2 separate regions of the Homo sapiens genome follow, and region 2 is linked to region 1. The links are chromatin contacts, found by Hi-C or POLR2A ChIA-PET in ENCODE. All regions are on one chromosome and are shown on one strand. The core of a region is the stretch at or near the end of the contact, and the rest is flanking DNA. Distances in the headings are between cores, read along the strand shown.

Region 1 (4,894 bases), core at 1,736-4,235:
CCAGGTGAGACGGGGCTGAGTAAACAGAGGTTTCCATTAGCTCAGGGGAAGTGGAAAGTATCAAGCCCTGACATCGTCCACTGGAGACACTGATGTGAGTTGAAGTTAAATCCTCAGATGGTTATTATTATTATGTTTGTTTTTTTCTTAACAGGATGCTATTCCCAAGGTATACATATAAAAGCAGGATTCAAAGTCATCTAATTATTATACAAAGAAACAACCAGAGTAAAAGTAGTGGGATGAAGATTAGTAAAATGTGCCAGAATTGAGGAAAGAAACCCACCCCAACATTAGAATGCAAAGAACGTTTTAAAAATGCCATTATGGAAAGTATATTCTAGGGATAAAATGGATAAGTAGATAAAAGATTTAATGTTTAGCTATTATTCTACTAACTTCAAATTTTCAACAGAACTCCATTGAATAGTCTATGTTTCTAAATGGAGCATATTTCGAAGAATCTCCAGATGGTCACCGGACACTACAGGGCTCCGCTGAGAGCAAGTAGCCTTACTTAAGCAACAACTAGGGAAGCCCAAGATTTAAGTTCAACAGAGACTATTTTAGTCAGTTTCACTCTATCCTCGTCGGTGGCCAGTAGTAAGCTTCATTTAAATATATAGCTACAAATCATACCATTCTTTTCATTTTCTTTTTTGATCCTTTAATACAACTTCTGTCTTCCCCCTCCCCCCCGCCAACCCCGCTAGCTAATTGTAGCAAACTCTGATGATGTGGGCTAGTGATATGGCCATATTTCATTTCTGGCAAATGGATGTTATTTACATTTGAAAAAGTGAACCATACTTCACTTTCATTATGAAACACTGTCTTCAAAGCAACATCCCCAAAGCTCTTTTAATGAGAGAGGAGAGGGAGTGAGAGACTGTTTCTTCAGCAGGAAATAACTGTCCCCAAACTTACCAGTTTGGTATACTTACAGTTTTCTGCCTATTTTCTTTTCTCTCTTTCTTTCTTTCTTCTTTCTTTCCTTCCTTCCTTCCTTTTTTTCTTTCTTTCTTTCTTTTCTTTCTTTTGAGACAAACTTTCACTGTGTTGCCCAGGTTAGAGTGCAGTGGTGCAATCTTGGCTCACTGCAACCTCAGCCTCCCAGGTTCAAATGATTCTCCTGTCTCTGCCTCCCGAGTAGCTGGGATTACAGGCACACACCACCGTCCCAGCTCACTTTTGTATTTTTAGTAGAGAAGGGGTTTCACCATGTTGGCCAGGCTGGTCTCAAACTCCTGACCTCAAGTAATCCACCTGCCTCGGCCTCCCAAATTGCGAGGATTACAGGCATGACCCACCGTGTCCAGCCGTCTGCATATTTTCTTAAAGCCTGTACCGGCCTAGATGATTCATCAAAGAAGCCGTGACTCTTTGAACATGAGTGGGTCACCCATTTTTACTAAGAGAAGGAACCACCCTCAATAACTCCATTTCATCTTTGAGAAGTTTGGTCTAGAGTCATCCAAAGAAAATAAAGCATACACTTCTATGGATATTATTTGGATTAAATTCTTTGAAAACCTTCACACCTTTATGATTCCACTTAGAACATGCTGCCATTATGAGAAGGTTGACAGCTGCACACCCCTGTGCATAGGCAGGATTGGAGTCACACATCTTACTGTGCTCTCCATACTCTGGTACTGTTCACAGGCATATTTATAAGACCTCTAAAGAACTGCTTCAGGCTTTCAGGGAATGAGAAATTAATTCCGTGTTCATCGTTCCAAGAGAAGTATTTCTGGGGCTGCAAAACCAATACCACAGAGGATATGATTGCCTGGTGTTCTGGAACCTGAGAGCAAACAAAAGACAATATGCCATTTACACAGCTTTGCAGAGCTTATTCAAACATGCATTGGGACATGGACATTTTCATTAAGCTTACCAACTTTTCTTTCCTCTCTCTTTCCTTACCTCTTCTCTCTTCCTCCTTTTTTTTCAACTCATTTGGAGAACACACTAATATTTGTAACAATGCTATTTTCCTGGAGTAAGAAATTCACAACCACATGAAACACACTTGTAAGAGGTTAGAGAGAAGCCAGCTCTTCCGTGGGAAGCTAGTTGCCTGAAAGTGCTCAAGATTTTTTTTTTTTTTAATGATTTTATTACTTGGCTTGTTAGGGCTTATTTTCATAGCTGCTACCAAACTTTATAAGAATATTCTTTATCCAGGTCATTAATTTACCTTGCTGAAATTGATAATCTAGGAAGCCAGAATCCATTGAAATCTTGATCCCAAATGGATTTATCTCTTCAGGAAGGGATCCAAGTTTCATTTTATTTTTAGTGCTTTTTAAGGTATTCTTCACAGGAGGGAGAGAACGATGTGAGAGTGTTAATGAAAAAACTAAATAACTTTCCTAACATGAACCCATCATCTGAAAAGCAGAACCTAATTTTGAATTATTAAAGGAGGCTGGATCACAACTCACCACTGAGAAATCGAGGGAGGGAAAATGGTGTTTGGGAAGTCCAATTATTTCTGAACCAGAGACAGTCTTATTAAGTTGGGCAGAAAATTAATTAGGCTAATTAGAAAACCTCATTGGAATTCAGCAAGGAGTTATGAGAAGAAGCATGACAACACTGGAAGTGTTGATAGAGGGAGAAGGTTCTATGGGAGAGAAATGAGTTTTTCCGGAAGCAGATGCAGGGTGATTCATGCATATTGCGGTTGATCATTGGGTCACTTCGGATGGAAGCAGCAGCGTTTTTATAGACTTTCTGTTCCCAGTGGTGGGTCTTCACTGAGTATTAAAAATGATGTCTGGTGTATGTTGTAAGGGAAAAAAGAAAAAAATCCCTGAGATTTATTCCAAGGCTTCAGTGGGATTTTATATTTATTTTGGTATTTCCGATATGCTGGTTCATCAGCATGGCGCATTGTTAAAAAGTGCTGGGTGGGTGGTTTTTTATCTTCACGGATTTATGGAGTCCTTAAAACATCTGTTCCGTTCTGATTCCCCCGCTCAGTACAAAGACGTTAGTCAGGGGAAGCATCTCACACTGCACTGTTTCCACGCACTGACGTTGGCAGCGGCTAATAGAGATAACCCTGCTGAGACAGTCAGTGCTGTGTGGGGGCCGGGGAGGGGCCGGGGTTCCATCTCCGGGAAGAATCTCATGGGATCTGGGCCCTGCAACACAAGGGCCTTTGAAGTGAGACGAGGAGGAGCCTCAGGAAGGGTCGCCGGGGTGACTAAAGAAACCTGCGGAGGGAGCTAAGGAAACCTGTTCCAGGGGACGTTGGAGCGTAGGAAGAGGACTGTGCCCACGATGCTGGAGAATGATCTCCACGTCCCTCCTAAGCCCCTGTGACAGTGACGTCTTCCTTTCTGGGGCTCTAGGGAAAGGAGGAGCCTTCCTAGCTCCTGGGAGAGAATTATCAGGGCTGCTGTTGTTTTTGAGAAAATAGCTGCAACCCAGCCAAAACCACCGGGATGGAGGGACTCTTAAATAAGATGTTTCTCATGTGGGGTGGGCAGGGCAGGGGAAGCGGGGAGGACAGAACTCTTGATGAAAACTGGTGCCAGACTAAATCAGAGACGCCGTGAAAGTGGCAAGAGGCAGGGAGGAGAATCGACTTTGCAGGACCTGTTATGCGTTACGGCTTTTTCTGTGTGAACACATCCTATTCCTCACAGCAGTTCAGTGTAGTAGGCTTATTAGTCACATTTTACAGGTGCGGTAACTGAAATTCAGAGGGCTGAAGTCATTTAGGATCCACACCTAACAAGAAGCTGAAATTAAAACCCAAGGGTTACAGATGGAATGTTTTATATCCCCCTCCCCAAATTCCTATGTTGAAGGCCTAACTTTTAGCATCTGAATAATGGTGTTTGGAGATGGGGCCTTTGAGAGGTAATTAGGGCTAAATATAGTGATGAGGGTGAGGCCTGCGTGATTGGAATTAGTGCCCTCATAAGAGGAGAAAGCCGGGCACGGTGGCTCACGCCTGTTATCCCTGCACTTTGGGCGGCTGAGGTGGGCAGATCACCTGAGGTCGGGAGTTGGAGACTATCCTCCTGACCAACATAGAGAAACCCCATCTCTACTAAAAACACAAAAAAATTAGCCAGGCGTGGTGGCGCATCCCTGTAATCCCAGCTACTCAGGTGGCTGGGGCAGGGGAATCGCTTGAACCTGGCAGGCGGAGGTTGTGGTGAGCAGAGATAGCGCCATTGCACTCCAGCCTGGGCAATAAGAGCGAAACTCTGTCTCAATAAATAAATAAATAAATAAATAAATAAATAAATAAATAAATAAATAAATAATAAATGCAGAGGAGGAAGAGCGCGCATGCTCTCTCTGTCTCCTCTCTCTGTCTCTCTCTTCACTATGTGAGGATACAATGGGAAGGCAGCTGTCTGCAAGCCAGGGAGAGATCCCTGATCAGAGCCCAGCCATGCTGGCATGGCACCTTGATCTTGGACTTCCAGCCTTCAGAACTATAAGAAAATGAATTTTTGTTGTTGAAGCCAACCTGTGGTTGGCTATTGTGTTTTGCTATAGCAGCCCAGGCGGACTAATACACCAGGTTCATTTGTTATCAAAGCCCCAGCACTTTCGGCAGCACCCTAGCGCCTCAGGAGCGCCCTCTTTGGTATCTGAAGGAAATGGACACTCTTTGCCTAGGTTCCCATGTGGCTCAATAGAAAAATAGTACAAAGAGCCCTTAGAAAAGTTCCTATGGTCCCAGGATTGTGGGAATTGTCTCTGCTTATTTGGAGAAGGACCCTATTTTCACCCTCTTCTGGGGCAAGATAAAAAGGATCACAGGATTAAAGTTGGGATACCCAGGGGTGGAGACAAAATGACGACAGAGGGTTTGAGTTCTACATGTTCTTCATCCCCGTAGCATAGGGACATGGACAGA
Region 2 (5,135 bases), core at 1,573-4,072, 370 kb after region 1:
CTCTGAGGCACAGCAGAATGGACCGTGTGCTAAAGGCATCAACAGCCTGGGCAGGCAAACAGGACCAGCCCAGGAGAGTCCATTAGAGAACCACGCATGTGCCGGTTACTGACCAAGAGTTAGGTTCCTACGTGTGCACAGCCTTCCCCCAGATTCCATTCCTTAGGACTCTGCACCCATCCCATCCCACTTTCTCAGGACAGAAACCACGAGGCAGAGTTGTACCTTGCCTTAGAGTGTCCGTCTCCTGGAGACCGTCAGTAGGATCCAGTGCCTGCTTTGTAATTTAGTAGCTTTGTGACCCGAGGCAATTTATTAAGTTTCAGTTCCCTTGCAGGTAAAGTGGAGATATTTTTGTTTACTACCACACAGAGTGGCCGTGTGGCTCACATAACATGATCTGAGTAAAGTGCTTTGCATAGTGCCTGGCACACTCCAGTGATCAATAAACGTTAGTCAGGGTCATTATTGTGCTATGCCCCTTCCTTTCTGCTATTGCCCCTCCCATCCCCGGATCTTCGATCGGGCCATGGGTTCTACTTCCCGGTGTCTCCTGTCTCCATCCCTTCCTGTCCAGCCCCTGGGGCCCTGCCCTCCCTGAGATCTCAGCAGCCGTGGCTGGGCTGGCTTTTGGTGGTTTTGTGAGTGCTCTCAGTCTGCAGGGAGAGACAGGCTCCAAAACACAGGTCCCAGCACAGTGCCGCCCTGTTGGAAGCTCTTGGCACCTGCGCCTTAGATTCCTTAACATAACTTAAAATGCCCTTCACGAAAGTACTTCTCTTCACCTGTCCAGGTTTGTTGCCCATCTGCCTCCCCATTTCTACCCAAATCCTACTCAGCAGCTGCTCACAATAATGATTCTCAGTTTTGCACATCAGAAAAAGTTGTGGAAATTGTTCTGAATATTTTTTGTGTACGTGTGTGTGTGTGCGCGCGCACGCGCAGGGCGGGGTTGCTTGGGTAATTTATAAAGTACAGGCATTTATATAAAGCTCCACAATGGCTGAGTGTGGTGTCTCATGCATGTAATTCCAGCATTTTGGGAGGCCAAGTGAGGAGGATTGCCTGAGTCCAGGAGATTGAAATTGTCAGCCTCAGCAACATAACAAGACCCTGTCTCTACAAAAACAAAAAAACAACAACATAAAGAAAAATAGCTGCTCCTGGTGGTCCTAGCTTCTGTACTCCTAGGTACTGTAGCTAGCGCCAGTTGTCTAAGCTACTCTGGAGGCTGGTTGGAGGCTGCAGGGGTGATGATTGTGCCACTGCACTTCAGCCTGGGTGCCAGCATGACATCCATCTCCAAATGAATAAGTAAAGCAAGTTCTACAGGTGGGCCTGATTTGCATCTTGAGTTCTAGAGCACAACCTTCCCAGACACACCCTGCCTTCCTCACACTGCCCGCATATCTGTCTACACTCAGTCCCAGCAAACGCAAACGGATGGGCTCACAGTGGGGATGCAAACAAAGATGAGGCGACTGAGTGAGTGAATCAGGAAAGGATGTTTTCATTTTATTGAGTGAATTAGACTAAGTCAAACCCTCCCTTAGAGTGTAAAGTAGAAGATAAATAATGTACTGGTGTGTGTTTGTGTGTGTGTGTGTGTGTGGTGTGGTATGTGGTATATGTGGTGTGTGGTGTGGTATGTGATTGTGTAGTGTGTAGTGTATGATGTGTGTGTGGTGGTGTATGTGGTATGTGGTATGTAGTGTGTGCTATGTGATGTATGTGGTGTGTGGTGAGGTATGAGTGTGTATGTGGTGTGTAGTGTGTGGTGTGTGATGTGTCTGTGATGCGTGTGTGGTGTGGTGGTGTATGTGGTGTGTGTGGTGTGTAGTGTGTGCTATGTGATGTATGTGGTGTGTGGTGGGGTATGAATGTGTATGTGGTGTGTAGTGTGTGGTGTGTGATGTGTGTGGTGTTTGGTGGTGTATGTGGTATGTGTGTCATGTGGTATGTGGTGTGTGTGTCATGTGTAGTGCGTAGTGGGGTATGTGGTGTGAGTGTGGTGTGTAGTGTGTGGTGTGTGATGTGTGTGTGGTATGTGGTGCGTGTATTTTGTGTGTTGTGGTATATGGTGCATGTGTGTTGTGTGTTGTGTATCTGTGTGTGCTGTGTGGTATGTGTGGTGTGTGGTGTGTGTGTGGCTGGGTGTATGCTGTGGTATGTGGTGTGTGCTGTGGTATGTGGTGTGTGTGCGTGCATGTGTTTGTATGTGTGTGTGTGTATATTGTGTGTGTGTAAGAGAGATCAACAGGGGTCCCAGGCAAGGGGGATGAGTGGGCTGTTGGCAGAGGAAGAAGCGCAGCCCAGCAAAGGTGGAGCCTCGCTTTCCATAAGCAGCTTGGGTCCCCAGGCGCCCCTGCGCGATGTGGGAGTGGGAGAGACTGAGTGGGCGCAAGGGTCTCGCCACCTGGGTGTGTGAACGAGTGCAGAAATACAAACAGCTCCGAGCCAGAGGATCCTTAGTCCATCAATTCTTTGCAGAAGAAAAGTCTGATGGATTGAAATTGTCACACAAGAACGCTGTGAACAATAGCAGGGAGATACTGTTTCTCTCCAGCCCAGCTGTGGTGAGTTACTTCTTAATGGCAAGGTAGGGAGACACACACCACGGACAATGCTGAGGGTGACAGGAGATGCCTGTGCCAGTTATTTATTATGGGAGAGGAAGGTGTTCCTTCTACTTTTTTTCCTTCCATCACCCCCTTCTTTTCTGTGATAAGTGGGGGCTGAGCTGTTTGTGTTATGCAGAGGCTGACAAAATGAGGCGATCAGATTGGAAATCAAAGCTCTCACCATGGCTGGCAGTGTGCGGGGACTTCGCAGCCACCTCCCATGGCGGGGGCAGGAGGAGGGGGAGGAAGCAGCTGCTGTCATTTCTCCCCTAGCAGTTGTTTTTGGTTTTACTTTTATTTCTCCCAAGAGGAGAGGAGCTGGAGAGGGCAGCCAAACTAGCACAAGAAAGAAAAGGAGAAAGAGGGCAAGAATGGAAATGCGGAAGGAGAAAGAGCCCTACCAGGAGGCAAAGGGAGAGGGAAGCGAGAAGGAGGGAAGAAGCCTCCAGAACGTGCCTTTTTCCGATTTGTGCTGGCTGCGACCTTGCAGCCTGTTTCTCTGCCAGCTGCCCCTCCTTTGCTGTGAGAGGTGTTTTCTGTGACCCGCAAAGCGTGGTTTAATTTACAGGGTGAGTTGGAAATGATTCAAGCATCTGCTCCTTTCAAATGTTGGGAAACTGAGGCACAGCACATTAAGAACTATTTAACTTGCTTCTTTCGGGCCTTATTGTCAGTCTTTTTTCTTGAGAGTTCCAGAAACTATTTCCATCTCCAGCTTTCAGGATGAATAACTTATTCAGGCCTTTGCTTTTCTGGTGCGTTCTCCCAAAACTCCTCCTATTTCAAACTGCCCCCCAAAGTCCCTGAGCCTGAGTCTTATGGGTTGACTCTGCCCTCTGGTGGATCGAAAGGTGGTGAATGAGGCAGAAAAGGGAGCTCGTTCCAGAAAAACATACCTTGGCAGGCTTCCCAGGAAAGTCTTTGGTTAAAGCAACCCGAACCCAAAATGAATACAGCTCAATATGCTGTGATGTATTAATATCCTGATAAGCGAGTCAGAATGTGTTTCCAAATAGACCTATTACATAAGTGGCAATAAATACTAACCCATCTCTCACCTTGCTGCGGTGAGCGCATAGAGAGGGATCTGCAGTGTGGGATTCCAGGCAGTCTTGGCGATGCTGACCTTCTGACGGATGGGGAGGCCTGAGCCCTCTATAACACAGGTCCCCTGTGACATCCACATCACACAATCGTGCCCTTTGCCCACCTTTTTAATGACTTTCTATTTTGTTTTACAACCAGCAATCTGCTGCATGTGCTGGTCAACAGTATCTATCTTTTCTGCTGTGGCTTGCTGCCTCGGATGCTTTTATGGGCATTGATTCCCTCCACTGCTTCCCCAAAGAGGTTCTTTTCCTTGAGCCAGAGCGGCATTCCGGCGGATTACAGTGTCTGCCACTCTGCTCTCCGATTTATTGCCATCCTGGGCTTTAGTCTCCCTACATTCACAGCCAAGCCTCATTCATTTTGTTTTCTGGGGCGAGCAAATTGAAGAAGTTGCTATTAATAGGAGAAAGAGTGTCATGCCGGCAGACTTAGTAGTGTCTAACGTTATAGCCTGCAAGTCCCAGAGCCAAGCTCTTGTCTTAGATCCACCCTTCCCCATCCAAGGGACTGAACCAGGTGGGATGCTGGCCTGGGCATTGGCTCTCTGAAAGATTTACACTTTTCTGGCTTTTGTCGACAAAGGATATTCTCATATTTGGGCACTCTCATCCATATGTCCTCTCCTTTTCCCTGTGACCATCAGTTTACATTTGGCAGAAGGCTGTCTGGGGTTGTAGATGAAGTCTGAGGGCAGATGGCTGGGGACAGGACGCTGGAGAGGAGAAGCACATGGCAGTGGTATAGGATGGTTTGCTTCTCAGCTTTCCCAGACACTAAAGTATATGAATCCAATTAAAGTTGTTCTGTGAGTGTGTTTTTTTTTTTACATTGATAAACATGTTTGCTAATCATTTATCACAAATTAAATAGTAGAGCAATTTCTAAACAATGTCCTACAGATAATGAATGTCTTTTGAATATGCATACACAATGTTACATCTCAACTGTTGCTAGTCCTGTTTACTCTCTCAGCTGTAGAATTTAGAGGCTGCCTGGGGACTGTAGAGAGCAGGACATCAGATGTTGCCTCTCCAGGGACCATCCTCAGATCTTTGTGGACTGGCCCCAGGCTGTCCAGATGTATATCTCCTTCATGCAGAAACAGGAGCCTCAAAGAATCTTCCAGTGGGTTATAGTTGTGGGTGTAGGAGTTCACCCAACCAACTTAACTTGCCAGGTGATCACACAGGTACAAGAGGCTGATAAGGGGCTGGGCATGGTGGCTCACACCTGTAATCCCAGCACTTTGGGAGGCTGAGGCAGGTGGATCACGAGGTCAGGAGATCAAGACCATCCTGGCTAACACGGTGAAACCCCGTCTCTACTAAAAAAAAAATAATAAAAAATAAAAAAATAAAATAAAATTAGCCGAGTGCGGTGGCGGGCACCTGTAGTCCCCGCTAC

Evidence for each region. Hi-C counts contacts between places; a loop is a spot of excess contacts on that map. ChIA-PET counts read pairs that join two places held with the same protein, here RNA polymerase II (POLR2A).
Region 2: a map of CD14-positive monocyte shows a loop between it and region 1 (2.4-fold over the local background). The contact joins two enhancer-like sites. A Hi-C loop is called at or near these places in 1 of 168 maps with a recorded cell type or tissue (CD14-positive monocyte). POLR2A ChIA-PET finds 5 or more read pairs at or near these places in 1 of 52 experiments (AG04450).

What each region holds. Positions count from the first base shown.
Region 1 is chr11:131,757,571-131,762,464 of GRCh38, forward strand. The region is part of intron 1 of NTM (neurotrimin); the gene reads left to right. Among named protein-coding and RNA genes, the nearest start is that of NTM-AS1, 96 kb to the left of the region's middle. Within about 2 kb of position 2,986, at least 3 of the 41 ENCODE cell types and tissues checked have a DNase peak (open chromatin) inside an H3K27ac peak, as active enhancers do.
Region 2 is chr11:132,123,694-132,128,828 of GRCh38, forward strand. The region is part of intron 2 of NTM (neurotrimin); the gene reads left to right. Among named protein-coding and RNA genes, the nearest start is that of NTM-IT, 160 kb to the right of the region's middle. RefSeq lists enhancers at 1-299, 2,648-2,697, 2,798-2,847. Within about 2 kb of position 2,823, at least 4 of the 41 ENCODE cell types and tissues checked have a DNase peak (open chromatin) inside an H3K27ac peak, as active enhancers do.